Linked DNA regions of Homo sapiens: region 1 is linked to region 2. The links are chromatin loops, found by intact Hi-C in ENCODE. Cell type or tissue: lower leg skin. All regions are shown on one strand.

Region 1 (2,500 bases), 1.1 Mb before region 2:
GGTACACAGGCTGGCATCCTGTGTCCGATAACGCAATGCAGGCATCTTCTCAACTTAAGCAGGGCTTTGGCAACCCTGGTGAAATGTATTGTCGTCAGCTACGTGTCCTGACGTCCTCCATGGAGTTGAGGAATGTTTGGACCTTGGCCCTTGAGCCCTTTCTGGTTTAAGTTTAATGAAAGTCCAGGCAGTCTAAATGTCTACCTGGCAGCAGGGAAGAGACCCTTCACGTTAATTATTGCTAAGCTAAACCGTCTCCTTCCAAGCCCTATAGACAGGCCTACACATTTGTATACATTTTATATGGTCTATTTCCATTATAAATTGCCCATAAATTAAACGCAGATTTTCTTGGGAACATCTTAAAAAAAAGGGAAAAGATCTGTATGATACATGTTTCTGGTATTGGAGGTGACGTGAATTACAAGGAGGGAGGGCAGTCCAGAGCGCCAGCTCCCCAACATGGAGGTCAGGCGTCTGGGTTAAGGCAACCCGAGTTGTGTGTGAACGGATGTGCGGTGTGCCTTTTCTCCATCATTCATGTTGTGGGCTGCACATCATGATTTAGAAAAGGATGGAGAGGAATGATTGACCTAGACAAGCTAGAGTGGGCTGGAAGGGGACAAGGGGGACAGTGCAGGGTGTTGAGTGTTTCTCCTCTTCCCCAAAGAACATCCTCAGGCTGAGGCTGGGTGCATTTGTCTCTAGGACAGCTGTTCTCGGCCACCGTGTGGTAATGCATTGGGGAGCTTTCTTCATTGTGAGGTGTGTTGCTGGCAAATTTGTTGCTAATGATAAATAACTCATGCATTTTAAGAAGTCAGAGCAGATGCAGGGCCGGGTGCCAGTGGCTCACGCCTGTACTCCCAGCACTTTGGGAGGCCAAGATGGGCGGATCACTTGAGGTCAGGAGTTTGAGGCCAGCCTGATCAACATGGTGAAACCCTGTTTTTACTAAAAATACAAAAATTAGGTGGGCCTGGTGGTGCGTGCCTGTAATCTCAGCTACTCAGGAGGCTGAGGCAGGAGAATCACTTGAACCCAGGAAGCGGAGGTTGCAGCGAGCCGAGATTGCGCCATTGCACTCCAGCCTGGGTAACAGAGTGAAACTTCATCTTGAAAAAATAAAAATAAAAAAATTGGAGCAGATGCAAGGTTCGTCTCTGCAATGTTTCCTCATTGCCGGGCATTCCCAGCTCTTTCTAGGGTGGCGAGCTAAGGGTGACTAGACTCCATAGAATTGTGCCCAACCTGAAGCCTATTCCATTTGTGCCCAGCTTTGCTGCCTTGGGGCCTTTGCACTTACTGCTCCCGCTGCTTGGCTTGCCCTTCTTCCTGATGTCTGCATGGCTTGCTGTCTCCCTCCCCTTTCAGGCCTTTGCTAATGAGATCTTCCAGCCTGCTCTATAGAAACAGGTATCCCAAGTACTCCCCTGTCTTGTCCCTGCTTTATTTATATTTAAACTTATCTCTACCTGATATGCTGTATATTTTACTTACTAGTGTTATAAACAATAATAAATATAGCGTTCAGGAAGCAGGAGTTTTTGTCTCTTTTCTGTTCTACTCTGCTCTAGTGCCTGGACCTAGTAGATGTTCAACAAAACTTGTTGAATGAATGCATGAACAGGTGCCCATGGATATGCATTTGTGGGTCATCAGTTACATGTTACAGAAGAAAAAGTTGTAAAAACTGCTTTAAGGGACTGGACTTCAGCCAGTCAGCAGTAATTCCAAAAAGACTGGTTTTTAACCTAAATTAAAAAAAAATAAAGGAATACCCCTTCCAGCTAAAGAAGGTGCTGACTTCCAGGGGAGTGAGTGCTTGTGAAGGGAGTGTTTAAGGTAGGTGAGGATGGATGCTTGCCAGGGATGCTGCTGAGAGACCTCTTGCCTAGGACATGGAGAAGTTTAGGTCATAGATACCCTTTCTCCCCTTCTCTATGATTCTGTCTAAGGTCATAAAAGTTTCTCTTCTGAGCTCTCCTAAAATTCACTATCCTATAATCGTGTGTGCTTCTGGTGGTTCAAATGATCCCAGGGCTAGTCCCAGATTGCACAGCTTTGGCTGGGGACAGGCCCAGATGGCGCAGGGTTCTCATTCAGAATGTGAGCCTTCAGGACACTGTCACCTGCCATGCTGGGGCAGCCTCTGCATCTCCAGCAGGTGGTGACCCTGGTGGTCCCCAGGCTGCCTTTGTCATAGTCAGCTGGATGTTTTCTTCAGGCCCGGGTGGTGTGGCAATTTTATCTTGTCCACAAATGAGGTATTCATCTCTTTTTTCTCCACTCAATCAACCATAATGTGCTGTGCTTTGCCCTTGAGTCTGCTCTGTTCAACAAAACTTGTTGAATTGTAGGGGCGGGCCCCATCTCCCAGACGTCAGACTGGAAACTTTCTCCCCTTCTTTCCCCACCATGGCATCAGCCCTAGCTCAGAATCCTGGGGGCTTAAATGTTATCTGCAGATGTGTGTTCAGTGTGCCCGATAGGGTGCCCA
Region 2 (2,500 bases):
TATTTGACCTAGCAATCCCACTCCTAGGTATTTACCCAAGAGAAATGAAAATATATGCTCACATAAAAATCTGGATGGAAAAGTTTATTGCAGCTTTATTCATAACTGCCAAAAACTGGAAACAACCCAAATGTCTTTCATCTGGTGAATGGATAAACACACTGGAACATCCATTCAATGGAATAGTATTTAGCAATAAAATGAAGTGAATTACTGATGCATGTGACAATACGGATGAACCACAAATGCATTATTCTAAATGAAAGAAGCCACATTCAAAAATTCGCATACTGTATGATTCCCCTTATACGATATTGTAGAAGAGGCAAAATATAAGGATATAGAACAGCGGTAGCCAGGGCTGGGTGTGAAAAAAGTATATTAACTGCAAAGAAGGGTAAGGGAACTTTTTTAAGTGATAGAAATATTCACTATCTTCAACGATCTGGTGGTCACGTGATTGCATGCATTTTATTAAAAACCATAGGACTTTATTCATAAAAGGGGTAAATTTTATTGAATGTAAATTATACTCCAATAACCCTGACTCAAAATAAAAAAAAAAAAAAAAACAGATTCTCTAAGAGTTGGCCAAATAGGTTGATGGGCACATTTGGCATCCTTCTGGCTTACTGGAAACACCTTTCAAGAAGGCATCAATAGGCCAGGCATGGTGCGTAATGCCTGTAATCCCAGCGCACTTTGAGAAGCTGAGGCGGGAGGATTACTTGAGGCCAGGTGTTTGAAGCTGCAGTGAGTTCAGTAATCGCATGCCACTGCATGCCAGCCTAGGTGATAGAGAAAAACCCCATCTCAAAAAAAAAAAAAGAGGAAGCCATCAATACCCTAAAGATGGTTCATCAGAGCTTTCCCAGGCAATCCATGTTCACTGAAGTCTTGTATGGATACATCTCCACATAAGATTTTTGCTGTCTCCTGACCTACTTTCATTTCTTGATTTCTTTTGCATAATTTAGCACTAGTAAAAATGCAGTCTATGCTGAATCATTAATCTAAGTGGACCTGAAGATCACTCACCTGCTTTGTTCTTTTCCCTGAAACCAACCTGTGTGTCCTGTCCTATCTGGAACTCCCCTTCCTCTTTCCAGCCCCTCCTCATGTTTCAAGATCCAGCTTAGCTTTGCCTCCCTGACCATTTCAGCCCACATGAATTCATAAACTGTTCCAATTCCAACCATGTGTTCTTTTGGTTCTTACTCTGCTACTGTTTGGTTGCCTATAGCCTCTTCCCGTGACTCTCATATAGATACAATGTGGTAGGCCTTACTAGTGGTCACAAATCTCAATTTGTCTTCTTATTTTTGGAGACAAGATAGACTTCATTTCCAAGATATCTTTACAGTTAAGTGGAGTCATGTGACAGTGGCCAAGGGACTGTGAGAATTGACATATGTTGCTTCCAGAACAGAGCTCAGAAGAGAAAACGTGAAATAACAATGGACTTGTTTTCCCTGTTTCTGCAAGTGTGGAAGTCTCCTATTAAGAACGTAGACAGGAATACTCTGAATTATGGAAGTGCCACATGGAAGATAGGTTCTGTAGATTCATCTGGATCTTTTGTGAACTGTGTGGAGTCAACACAAACTTTCTTGTGATAAGCTGTCAAGATTTGGGTGTTGTCACTGCAGTATAACCTAGGCTATCCTAATACAAAGAAATAGCACAGAAACACAGATGGTGGGTTAAAATTCAATCCCATAGAAACCAACCAGAGAAAGAGATGGGTTTTTATCCCTGAAACTCCAGAGTGTAACATGCTGCCTGAAACATGCAGAGGAAGTAGGTTCTCAATAAATGCCTATTGAACTGAAGCTGTAACTCAGTATTTTAAATACTTTCTTGGTTTAGGAACCTCAGGGAGGTTCACAACAATTCATTTGCAATCTTTAAGTCCATCTCTTGATTTTGAAGGTAAGGAAACTGAACTTTTGAGACAGACAAATATTTGGCCAGTTCGTTTTGGCCACACAGCTAGTTAGAGCCAAACAAAAACCTCTCTTAATCCAGTAATCATTCCACAGCACACAGCTCTCAAGAACAGATTACAATAATTTGAGACGATTCTTACTTTAGCTTGTTATTCTCCTTCTCCTAAAATAATGAAAGCATATCTTGAAGAAATATTGCTTAGAAATCAGATGTTCTTTATGCTTTTATTTCCTTTCAAGTAGATTACTTTCAAATATATTTAGTATCTCTTTACTCAAGAGGGATGCTAGAAGTCCTCCTCATTTTATATAGCTTGAGTGAAACCAAATAATGTTAAATGTGCCTTAAAAATAGAAAAATAAACATATGCACACAAGCACCCACACAAAATATTCCTGTGTCTAAAATAAGCATTTATTATGTTTTATTTTAGGAACACCTGGGGTTTAGGCATCTAAGTAAATAAAAATAAATATGAGCTCAAATGAAAAGAACACAAGGTTTGAAGTCAGAAAAAGGGGGTCAGAATCCAATTCTGCTAATTTGATGT

Evidence for each region. Peaks named below come from ENCODE experiments on the same cell type or tissue, not always from the same donor. Only the 100,000 strongest peaks of a DNase experiment are listed, where the experiment ranks them.
Region 1: it touches region 2 in a loop (3-fold over the local background); 84 of 110 quality-filtered maps call a loop at or near these places.

What each region holds. Positions count from the first base shown.
Region 1 is chr2:19,853,324-19,855,823 of GRCh38, reverse strand. No RefSeq gene overlaps it. Among named protein-coding and RNA genes, the nearest start is that of LINC00954, 14 kb to the left of the region's middle. In lower leg skin, no CTCF peak of the experiment used is centred here; DNase peaks (open chromatin) are centred at 53 and 993.
Region 2 is chr2:18,743,575-18,746,074 of GRCh38, reverse strand. The region is part of intron 4 of LOC105373456 (a long non-coding RNA gene); the gene reads right to left. Among named protein-coding and RNA genes, the nearest start is that of NT5C1B-RDH14, 160 kb to the right of the region's middle. In lower leg skin, no CTCF peak of the experiment used is centred here; no DNase peak of the experiment used is centred here.